Linked DNA regions of Homo sapiens: all the other regions are linked to region 3. Evidence: chromatin contacts called from ENCODE Hi-C or POLR2A ChIA-PET data. All regions are on one chromosome and are shown on one strand. Each heading gives the region's core, a stretch centred on a gene start or an enhancer-like site at or near the end of the contact. The rest is flanking DNA. Distances are from core to core; before and after follow the strand shown.

The links. A loop is a pair of places that touch in the nucleus more often than their neighbours do. ChIA-PET counts read pairs that join two places held with the same protein, here RNA polymerase II (POLR2A). Pooled maps may share reads with other maps.
Region 1: a map with no recorded cell type shows a loop between it and region 3 (5-fold over the local background). The contact joins the enhancer-like site here to the promoter of LDHA in region 3. A Hi-C loop is called at or near these places in 1 of 37 single-sample maps with no recorded cell type and 6 of 50 pooled maps. POLR2A ChIA-PET finds 5 or more read pairs at or near these places in 1 of 52 experiments (activated T-cell).
Region 2: a loop to region 3 is called in a map of gastrocnemius medialis, with 8 times the contacts of the local background. The contact joins the promoter of NAV2 here to the promoter of LDHA in region 3. A Hi-C loop is called at or near these places in 3 of 168 maps with a recorded cell type or tissue (endothelial cell of umbilical vein, gastrocnemius medialis and naive thymus-derived CD4-positive, alpha-beta T cell) and 12 of 50 pooled maps. POLR2A ChIA-PET finds 5 or more read pairs at or near these places in 1 of 52 experiments (Panc1).
Region 4: a map of endothelial cell of umbilical vein shows a loop between it and region 3 (7-fold over the local background). The contact joins the promoter of NCR3LG1 here to the promoter of LDHA in region 3. A Hi-C loop is called at or near these places in 2 of 168 maps with a recorded cell type or tissue (ascending aorta and endothelial cell of umbilical vein) and 10 of 50 pooled maps. POLR2A ChIA-PET finds 5 or more read pairs at or near these places in 2 of 52 experiments (OCI-LY7 and activated CD8-positive, alpha-beta memory T cell).

Annotation. Positions count from the first base shown.
Region 1 is chr11:16,901,019-16,903,718 of GRCh38, forward strand. The region is part of intron 3 of PLEKHA7 (pleckstrin homology domain containing A7); the gene reads right to left. Among named protein-coding and RNA genes, the nearest start is that of SNORD147, 24 kb to the right of the region's middle. Within about 2 kb of position 1,258, at least 7 of the 41 ENCODE cell types and tissues checked have a DNase peak (open chromatin) inside an H3K27ac peak, as active enhancers do.
Region 2 is chr11:19,711,561-19,714,260 of GRCh38, forward strand. It overlaps NAV2 (neuron navigator 2), which reads left to right and starts at 1,277. Exons shown (of 38, transcript NM_145117.5): 1 at 1,277-2,402. The coding sequence starts at 2,136. LEISA1 (lncRNA enhancing IL-6/STAT3 signaling activation 1) reads right to left here. Exons shown (of 1, transcript NR_015384.2): 1 at 1-2,700. RefSeq lists silencers at 982-1,511, 1,152-1,345.
Region 3 is chr11:18,393,017-18,395,813 of GRCh38, forward strand. It overlaps LDHA (lactate dehydrogenase A), which reads left to right and starts at 1,547. Exons shown (of 8, transcript NM_005566.4): 1 at 1,547-1,620. RefSeq lists enhancers at 842-1,506, 1,153-1,242, 1,507-2,172, 1,553-1,642 and a silencer at 2,403-2,452.
Region 4 is chr11:17,350,413-17,353,112 of GRCh38, forward strand. NCR3LG1 (natural killer cell cytotoxicity receptor 3 ligand 1) reads left to right here and starts at 1,388. Exons shown (of 5, transcript NM_001202439.3): 1 at 1,388-1,627. The coding sequence starts at 1,558. It overlaps LOC105376576 (a long non-coding RNA gene), which reads right to left and starts at 1,454. Exons shown (of 3, transcript XR_931094.3): 1 at 1,367-1,454; 2 at 625-762; 3 at 401-499. RefSeq lists a silencer at 1,210-1,329 and enhancers at 1,326-1,927, 1,928-2,529.

The DNA of each region.
Region 1 (2,700 bases), core at 8-2,507, 1.5 Mb before region 3:
ATTTTTAGTAGAGACAGGGTTTCACCCCATGTTGGCCAGGCTGGTCTCGAACTCCTGACCTCAGGTGATCCGCCTGCCTCGACCTCCCGAAGTGCTGGGATTACAGGCATGAGCCACTGCACCCAGCCATGATGTTCTTTTTGTATGACCCAATGGGATACATATTTTATGAAACATTTTTGGTTCCCTACTTATAAAAAATAATATATACTCCTTAGAGAAAAATGGAAAAAAGCTGTCTAGGAAAGCAGAGAGCTGAAGAAAAAATAAATCAGCTCTAGGCTCACCAGCCAGACAATAGGCTGAGAGCTCAATATTTAATTTTGTGCTAAATTAAATCCATTTTTTCACTTTACTATAGTGAAGACAAACTAATATAAGCCAAAAGTTTGAGAAAACTGCATGGGGGTTTATCCTTTCTCCTCTAAATTCCACCACTAGCAACTCATTTATTTAGGTAAGCATTATCCTTCCCAATATGTCTTTTCTCTTTTTTCGGGGGTGGGAAGGAACAGCTTTATTGAGATAGAATTCACATGTCAAACAATTCACTTAAAGTGTACAGTGTAGCTGGGCATGGTGGCTCACGCCTGTAATCCCAGCATTTTGGGAGGCCAAGGCCGGAAGATAGCTTGAGCTCATGAGTTCAAGCCCAGCCTGGACAACATAGCAAAACCCCATCTCTACAAAAAATACAAAAAAATTAGCTGGGTATGGTGGTGCACGCCTATAGTCTCAGCTACTCAAGAGGCTGAGGTGGGAGGATGGTTTGACCCAGGAGGTGGAGGTTGCAGTGAGTGGAAATCACACAGTGCACTCCGGCCTAGGCAGAAGAGCCAGACCTTGTCTCAAAATATAATAAAAATAAAGTATACAATGCAATGGCTTTTAGTATACTGAGAGTTATACGATCATCACCCCAATCAAATTTAAAACATTTCATTGCCCTAAATGGAAGTCCCATACTCTCTAGCGATCACCCCAGCTCCAGCCCTAGGCAGCCATAAATCCACTTTCTATCTCTCTGGATTTCCCTATTCTGGACATTCCATATAAATAGGCTTAGACACTAGGTCATCTTTTGTGACTGGCATCTTTCATTTAGCATAATGTTTACAAGGTTCATTGTTGCGTTCTTGTTGTAGCATGTACCAGTACTTCATTCCTTCCTATGGCCAGATAATATTCCATTATATAGACACACCACATTTTATTTATCCACCCATCAGTTGACGGACTTTGGGTTTTCACTTTGAGGATATTATGAATCATGTAGCTATGAATTGCGTACAAGTTTTTGTGTAGGTGGACATGGTTTCACTTCTCTTGGGTATATACCTAGGAATGGAATTCATGACTCATATGGTAACTTTACGTTTAACCTTTTGAGAACGTGCAGCTGGCTTCCAAGGTGGCTCCACCATTTTACACTTCTACCAGCAGTGCATCAGTGTTCCCACTTCTCTACGCCCTCACCAGCACTTCTAAAGTATCTGTCCTTTTTAATATAAACATCCTAGGGTGTGTAAAGTAGTATTTCATTACGGTTTTGTTTTGCATTTCCTTGATGGCTAATGATGCTGAGCATCTTTTCATTTGCTTATTGGTCATTTGTGTATCTTCTTTGGCCCAGCTTGTCTTTTAAACTGCAAGTACCTCTGGACAGAGACACTCCCTGAATTCAAATGTTACTTATTAGCTGAATTATCCTAGGCAAGTCATTTAACTTTTATTAGCTTCAGGTTCCTTCTCTGCAATGTAGAGATAATATTAACTACCCAACAGATGTGAGGATTGAAATAACACAGGTAAAGGACTTAGCAGACAGCTGGGCACACAATAAACAGTCAGCAAGTGACAGTTATTATTAACAACACCCTTATTCACACTTTACAATCCATAAATGCTTTGAAACAGCTCTTCCCATAAGGAGAGAGCCTAAGATCTGGGACAGAGAAGTTGGGAGCAAAGGGCAAGGGGAGCTCAAAAGAGTTGAATTAAAAGGAAAATGAAAACAATTACTTATGGGCCATTTTCACAGTCTTGTTTTAGTTATCATTGCCAAAGGTCAGCCTAGAGCCTACTCCTGCACCCTTCCAATCATGATGTAAACACCTAGTTCACTGTATTAAATCCATTTCTGTTTAGAAAAGCGAGAATAACTTCTCACTACTGCTACTGAACCCTGACTGAACAGGAAGGAAGGAAGGTCTTAGTCACAGCTCTATAATTACAGCCATGCACACGGCCTGGCATATAACATTAGGTGATCAGTAGCTGAAGTGAACCAAATGGAATCAATGAGTACATTAATGAATGGAATGAATAAATGGGCAAACAGAGCATGTTTGGGATGTTTGCTCAGTTAGGTGAATGAGGATCCCCTCATCCAGAGGGTCCCAGGGAAGGCTGAGATCAGTTCCCAGGACTGGCAGCCAAGGTTCTCATTGACCATCCATAACCCATCACCATTGCACAGACGCCTACATTAGAATATCTTTCATTTTTTTGTTGCCAACACTCAGGGATTATGGATTGTAGAGAATGCTGTTTTCCTGTATTTCTTAAAGTCATGAGAAGGTGAAAAGGCCTCCACTGTGCTTCTTGGCATATAAATAACTCACAGCATAAAGAAAGGGGAGTCAATGGTTCCAAATTCAAAATAAAGATAGGCTCTTCTCACAACGTCCAAATTACAGA
Region 2 (2,700 bases), core at 27-2,526, 1.3 Mb after region 3:
TAACATGAATTCCAGGGGGACAGAGTTAATAGCATCTGAGTTATTCTAAATCAATGCTATCAGCACTGAAGATCAGGCTATAGGGTGGGCACAAAGTGTCCTGGAAACAAAGAAGAAAGACAAATAGTTTATAAACAGAGATGACTTTGGGGGAAAGCAGCAGTAATTTAACAACAGGGAAAATAAAGCCCAGCTTTTATTGGTCTCTTACATTGCCAGGTACTTGTGCTAAATGACTGCCATGCACCAACCATCTCATTTAATCCAAACAACAGCTCATTAGGTAAATGTCGTCAAGCCTCCACCTTACTACATGTGAAAACAGAAGCTTTATAAGCATGCATGTAAGCTTAAATAACTTGCCCACTTCTAATCCAAGCAGTTCTACAGGGTGGGAGGCTCCTCATTCATAAATCGCGAAGGCTGGCCTGCCTGATCATCTCTCAGTTTCCTTCTTATTCTCATCCACTTTCAGTCAGCGAGGAAACCACAGAGCAACCCAAACAGCGAATTCGAGTCGAGGAACCTGTTGGGGCCAGTGCGTCCCAGGCGCGGACAGGGAGGGGCTCCATGAAACGCAGCAAGGTTTGGCCAGAGCCTGCCGGGGTCATGGAGCCTCTCCCGGCTTCTTCAGGCCACTCTAATTACAGAGTCTGTGGTAGGTTGCGTGGAGGAGCTGTCTCGGGGCGGGAAGCTTCCCTGCGTATTGTATTTGCCTATAAATACTTCAAATAGTTAAGTGAAATGTGCAGCCTTTGAAAACTGGAGAGGAAGCCGTTGGGAGGCCCCCCGCCCAGCCGGCCTGGAAGAGCAGGCAGAGAAATGGCTGGCGCGCTCTTAAAGCGGGAGACGAGCTTCGGCCCTGCCCAAGCCAGATGGGGGCAGCGAGGCTGCGGGCGTGACTCCGGAAGACTCAAACCGTTAAGGTGACCGGAGCAATTTGAAAAAGGAAACAAACTTCCCTCGAGCCGTGCCCGCGTGGCTCTGGGGCGGACGGTTGCGTTCGAAAGGGCATTTTTCAAAAGAAGGGTTTCAGGAACGCAGGGGTGTGGGCCCCCCGGGAGGCGCGCGGCCGGGGCAGTGCCGCAAAGCGGCCACCAGCCCGCTTTGTACTCGCGGCCAAGCGCGGCCCCAGAGTTTCGGCGGCGGCCAGAGTTTAGGCCACACCCTCTTTGCAGTGAGACCCGCGGCCGCTGATTGGCGCACCGTGGACCAATGGGCGCGCCGGGGCGGCCCCGGCTGTCAGCGCGCGCCGCAGCAGCGCCGGCAGCAGCCTGTCCTCCCCTGCGCTGAGCCCCGCAGCCAGCGCAGCCTTCCCGGGAAGCGCGGCGGCCGCTCCCGAGCGCAGCCCTGCCCGGCCCGCCAGCCGCGCGTCCCGGCGCCCGCGCCCCACGGCCACAGCCTTGCCTCTATCTAGCTCACGGAGCATGTGCAGACCCGCAGGCGCTAAGGTGCTCTCAGTCCGGGGGCCTTCTGGGCAGCGGTGACTGTCACCCCAAGAGAGACCTTTCGGGGGCTCTTGCCGCACCTCTGCTGCGTCGCGGGTGACACTGCGGTGCTCGCGAGCAGGGTGGCAGCTGCCTCTCGGTGGAGACGTCTTGGGACCCTTGCGCCCTTCTTCTCTCCTTCCTTCGCTGCTGTCTCCTTTCCTTCCTTGGCTGCTCGCTCTTTCTCTCGCCGGCTCAGACCCGTAGCCTCCGGAACGGGACTCGTGGGTCGCCGCCGCCTCTGTCTCTTCCAAAGGGGCCTCCTCACTTCGGAGATGCAGTGACAAGTTAATATGGGCGTCCAAGCCTCTGTTTCCCAGGAGGAAATTTGCAAGAGGCGGCAGCCCCTGAGCGCCCAGAGCTCTTGAAAGGCCACCCAGGAGAGGTGTGAGACCCGGCGGCAGCATCCGTCCAGGTGGGACCCGCTGAGCGCCGTGGCCAGTCCCCCATTCCCATCCCGGCACCCCAAAGGCGCGCTCGCCCGATTGCTTCGAGTTCCCCGACCTGGGGATTTTTTTTTTAGCCGCTGGTGGTGGGCGCCTCGTGGGCTAAGGCCCGGCGCCTGCTCTGCTACCCGCGCTGCCTTTAGCGGTCGCCCCCGCCGCCGCTGCCAGGGACGTGCTGGGAAAGCCCAAGCCCCGGGAGAAGATGCCGGCCATCCTGGTCGCCTCCAAAATGAAGTCGGGACTGCCCAAACCCGTGCACAGCGCCGCGCCCATCCTGCACGTGCCCCCGGCCCGGGCGGGCCCCCAGCCCTGCTACCTGAAGTTGGGAAGCAAGGTGGAGGTGAGCAAGACCACCTATCCTAGCCAGATCCCCCTGAAATCGCAGGTGCTGCAGGGGCTGCAGGAGCCAGCGGGGGAGGGGCTCCCGCTGCGGAAGAGCGGCTCGGTGGAAAACGGGTTCGATACCCAGGTGAGAGATGCCGTTTGCCGGGGTACTGTTCTGGAAGGATGGATGAATAGTTCTTTCGGGATGGTGTGGGAGAAAGGGCTGGATGGGAGAAGGGTCTACCATGTGGCCAGGGAAGGGAACCATTCCCCTTAGGCCGGCAGGTTGGGGGATGCGCGAGGAGAGTGGGCCGGCCGGTGGGTGTGGCCCGGGTGCCGGAGGTTTGCCTTAAGAGCTCTTCGAGACCTGGGATGGCGGGCACGTCTGCAGCATCTTCCTGGGGAGGAGGAAAGGTCGGGATGTTCTCAAAAAACGTGTGCAT
Region 3 (2,797 bases), core at 297-2,796:
TGGATCTATCTCAAAGCTGCACTGGGCTGCTGCTGTAGGTTCAGGGAGTAAGTAAAGCCATCCACCCCTTTGGGCTGAAAGTTCCAGCCCTCTAATTCCCTAATCATTTGGTCTTTCCCATGACTGGCTCCTTCCTGAGGCTATCTAAGACTCCTCATTCATTAACATTAAGTCAGGGAAAAAGGCTCTTTATAAATAACAAAAGACATTCCTATCAGAAAATTCAGGAAATTTTGGCATACTCAAGGGCTTACCAAATATATTTCATAATATACCCCACAGTGGGGAAGTATTGGTACAAATTAAAGAAGAGATGGAGGAGGGCGGGCTAGGCAATGGAATCAGCAAGAATACAGGCCCAGAGGTAAGTATGATAAGAAAACAAAAAATTGAGCTGGGCACGGTGGCTCACGCCTGTAATCCCAGCTCTTTGTGAGGCCGAGGCGGCCAGATCACTTGAGGCCAGGAGTTTGAGATCAGCCTGACCAACATGGTGAAACCCCGTCTCTACTAAAAATTACAAAAATTAGCCGGGCGTGGTGGCGCCTGGCTGTAATCCCATCTTCTCAGGAGGCTGAGGCAGGAGATTCGCTTGAACCCGGGAGGCGGAGGTTGCAGTGAGCCGAGATCAGCCCACTGCACTCCAGCCTGGGCGACAGAGCGACTCCGTTTCAAAAAAAAAAAAATTAATAATTAAAAAAAAAATCGCAGGGCAAGTGGGCGCGCTTGTAGTCCCAGTCACTTCGGGGAGCCGAGGTGGGAGGATCGCTTGAGCCAGAAGGTCGAGGCTGCAGGAAGCCATGATCACGCCACTGCCCTCCAGCCTGGGTGACAGAGTGAGACCCTGTCTCGAAAAATACCAAAAAACAAATAAACAAACAAAAAACCAAAACCAAAAAAACAAGCCACTGACAGTTCTTGGGTATGGTTGAGACTCGAGATGAGATGCCAGTGGGGTGGGCAGTAGAAAGTGCAGAATAAAATGTACATTTGAACTGAGTCACCCTGCAAGGCCTGAGAGGCCAAGGCTTCACTGTGAGTGGGAGCTGGTAGGCTTAGCAGCAGAGGGAAAAGCAGCGTCGAGTTTTGGAGGTCACTCGACTTAGGTAAGAACAGACTGACTGACTGCTAGGCATTTTCTTCCTTTCGTTCAACAAATATTTGTGGAGTGCCTATTACGTGCCAGAAGCTGTTCTGGACACTGAGAAACAGGGATGAAGAAGAAACAGATCCAAGCCTTCCTGAGAGTAACCTCCCCAGGTTTCATGGATGAGGAAACTGAAGGTCGTCCTGACTCAGGCTCATGGCTCCGACCCCGGCTTCTGTGGTTGGAGGGCAGCACCTTACTTAGACTCCCAGCGCACGTGGAGCAGTCTGCCGGTCGGTTGTCTGGCTGCGCGCGCCACCCGGGCCTCTCCAGTGCCCCGCCTGGCTCGGCATCCACCCCCAGCCCGACTCACACGTGGGTTCCCGCACGTCCGCCGGCCCCCCCCGCTGACGTCAGCATAGCTGTTCCACTTAAGGCCCCTCCCGCGCCCAGCTCAGAGTGCTGCAGCCGCTGCCGCCGATTCCGGATCTCATTGCCACGCGCCCCCGACGACCGCCCGACGTGCATTCCCGGTACGGTAGGGCCCTGCGCGCACGGCGCCAGAGGGATGGGCGGGTAGAGCCAACTGCCTCTGGTTCTGCTGGCCTCCGCTGCTCGCGAAGGGATTCCTGCTCCCGGGAGGTGTAGGAGCCGCTTTCCAGAAGCACAGCCCAGAGACGTCTGGGCGGCGGCCCACACAACGCATGTGTTCGGAGCTCGCCGCGCTCTGCTTTTGCTCTAAGCGGGAACCATGGCTTCTGGCCACGCTGGGGAACCGAGGAGGTGGCCGCACCCAAGCAGGGGTCGAAAGCCCGGGTGGATGCGGAACAAGGATATGATAGGCCTTAAGGGTGGGGGATACCTCTGGGCTCGAAATCGGCGGGCGGTGCAAAACTCGAGGTCCAGTTCTCGGAGCCCATAGAGCCAAAAAAGCCTCAGCTTGTCCGGGGCGGGTTCTTGAAAGACGGAAAGCGGCTGAGTACCACGCGGCTTGCATTTTTCTCTTGGGACGCTCGAGAGGTGGGCTCCGTGAGGGCAGCTGCTGCCTGCAGATTATAGGGAGCCCTTTGCGCATTTATTAAGAAGCTACTGGTGTATCTCGGGCTGCGCTAGGCACGGCGCATGCAAAGATGAAGCAGGCAGCATCCCAGCCCTTCCGCACCTCAGACGGTCAGTTGAGTAGGATCCGCCGGTACCAACTCCTCCTTTTAACAAATAGGGAGACCGAAAGCTAGGAGACAGTCAGGGATCTCTAAGTTCCCAGTGAGTAGGAGGCAGAGGTGAGGTGTAGAACTCGTTTTTGCATGTCTCTCGCCTCTAGACGCACCCTTCCCTCATCCCATGCCCTCCCACCTCCGCCCCTACATTAAAGGTAGCATTGGATCCCGGGGCCGTTCAGTGAAGCTAGCAGGTGTCCGCAGGAACTCCCTTCCCCCTGCCAGGCTAGAAACCTTACAAGGCTGTCTAGAAATAGCAGTGATTTGTAAGGAGAGACCCGGCTCCAGCTTGGTGACTCTGGGCTGACTGCCTGCCTAGAGGTCCTCTCGGATTTTTGCCCTTTGGAGTGGTGTCAAAACTAGACGTGATACTTTGGGGATGCAGCCTGTGATATTTCCTCCAGCGAATGCAGTGCAGGGTTGGATTAACAAGGTGGAAAGAATTCGAGGGTTCCACCAAGTAGCTATTAACTCTAGGGCTGCAGGCCTCAGG
Region 4 (2,700 bases), core at 138-2,637, 1.0 Mb before region 3:
TTCAAATAGACATGATATTGGTAAAAACGAAAACACAGGTAATGACTTTTCATTCTAATGAAATATAAATAGAGAAACCTGCCGGTTTTACCCTTTAGAGTAAAAAGGGTACAAAAAAATTACCAAAACAGTAAAAATTACCAAAAGAGTAATTTGATAATTTCTACAGGGTGATGTGTATGTGTCACAACTTTGTGAATCACTATTCTGGGCATGTATAAGAAGTCGTCATATACCTCCATTGGGAATGTTATTTAATGATGTCACTAATACCAGACAAGGATGTCTCCTCAGGTAAGGCTCCTTGGAGGAGGCAGAGGTTGAGAAGAGGTGTAATTTAGGTTTTAAAAATTCAATAGCTGGACTTAACCTTGCATATCTCTACCTGTTATAACGGTGGTCCGGAAGGCTGCGATCTGAAGGCCCCTCAGCTAGTTGCTGCCACTGTGGGCACTCTGCGCATCTTTCACTTCTGAGCTCTTTCTGTATGCACTCTGTTCTGCAGATAAGTGAGAATGTGACTATTTGCTTAGTCAGTGACAGTGTCTCTAACCCTGGAAAGGAAGCTTTTACTCTCTCAGTTTTAGAGACATGTGAACAGGCTGGGGATATGAGGTCACTTACCCACTGTCTTATAATCAGCAGATGGCATGGTTGGCATTGGAGTTTAGGTCTGTCTGTGCTTTTCTGTACATTACATCCTTTTTAATGATGCGAAGGAAAAATGCAGTAGGGTCAATGAGACAAATGGAATGCAGGTTGCTGGGGAAAGAATGCAGGTTCTGCGTTATAAATGCACACACATTTACTGTGCCACTTGGGTTCTGAACTTTGCGGTTAAATTGATTTAAAAACTGGTGTAGAGGTGGTAAAACTTAATCACCGAATGAGAATATTTGGGTTTGCTTCAGGAGGTCGCAAGCCACTTCTTGATTAGTAGAAATGGGAAATTAAGGGCCACCTTCAGGCGTTTAACTGAATTGTCCTGGGGATTTAATTTGCCTTTCGACTTAATGCTAAATTTTTGTTGTTTTTGGTTTTTAAAGTAATGTAAGTTTATCGCGCCAACGGTAAGATGTCGCTCTGGACGCGTGCACCTGCTCTCGCAATCACCGACTGCGGTCAGCATCTTCCTTAGAGCAGCGCCCCGGGCCACTTGGATCCCGGTCTCAATTTACTAAGCGAACCCAGAGGATGCCCCGAGTCCTGGACCGCAGAGCCGCTCGCGAGAGGCACCGGGGCTGTAACCGCGCAACCTCGTGCCGCGGGCGGAGGCGAGGGAGGATTCCCCGGCCGGTGCCCGCCCCCGGGCTAAAGTGCGGCGCGGGTGGGGCTGGTCACGCGCCTGGCTTCCTGCAGTGCGAACCTGGGAAATCCAGGCGACTTCGCAGTTGCCGAAGGGATCTGAAGAAGTGGGATGTGCAAAAGCGCCGGCTGGAAATCCCGGCTGTGTCTCCGTCAACTCTTTACGCAACAGAGGTCTCCCCCTGCCCTTGGTTTCTACCGGGCCGCCTGCTCCCACTCGGCGAAAAAAATTACACAACAGCAGCCGCGGCGATGACGTGGAGGGCTGCCGCCTCCACGTGCGCGGCGCTCCTGATTCTGCTGTGGGCGCTGACGACCGAAGGTAGGGGGCGGCTGGGGTGGGCTGGGGCGGGGGCTCCTGGCGCCAGAGGGTCCTCGCGGGTCGGCTCCCTAGCATCCCGCCAGGGGACCTCAACTTCCTGGGGGCTGAGAGCTCTATTTTCTTTTCTATTTCTTCTCCTTTTTTTTTTTTTTTTTTTTTGAGACGGAGTCTCGCTCTGTCTCCCAGGCTGGAGTGAAGTGGCGCGATCTCGGCTCACTGCAAGCTCCGCCTCCCAGGTTCACGCCATTCTCCTGCCTCAGACTCCCGAGTAGCTGGGACCACAGGCGCCCGCCACCATGCCCGGCTAATTTTTTGTACTTTTAGTAGAGACGGGGTTTCACAGTGTTAGCCAAGATGGTCTCCTTGACCTAGTGATCCAGCCGCCTCGGCCTCCCAAAGTGCGGGGATTACAGGCGTGAGCCCCCGCGCCCGGCCTGGGGGCTCTATTTTCAAGCGTCCCTCCTTTGTGAGAAGCGGAGTCCCCGATGCAACAGGTTTACATTGAAGGCCTGCCCTGTGCAGGGTCGACACCTGTGAGAGCGGAAACGGTGCTTCCTTGGATGTCGCGCGTTTGGTGCCTCGGTATTTGGCGCCTCTCTCGCATCATCCGAGGGGCCGGAGGAGAGAAGAAAATCAGGGAATCGGTAAATTGGAAAAATCATTCATCCGCATATCAGTGGGTCCTCCTGGCTTTGCTAAGTTAGGTCTTTACTGAGAGAGGGAGGGGAGTGTTTTGATCTTGTGGTGACCTTCAAACGTTCTCTTGCTTTTTTGGGAACTCGTATGGGCGTGTTCTGCGTTAACTTAAACAGGAGACTAAAAGGCTGAAACGCGTATGTAGAGATATTTAAACTCATTTCTAACTAGAAGAATGGCAATTAAACAACAAGATGCTGCTTGACCCTTACTAGGCTGGCCAAAATACGCTCCTGGGTGCCGGGTGGTGGAGGTGGAATGTAGGAATCCCGGAGGCGCGCTCTGGGCGCCCCGAGTCACTGCAGGTGGAGGAGAGCCGCGTGTGGACCTCACCGTGGAGACCTTGGCGGCAGCTTCACACCACGCCCTTGCTGCTT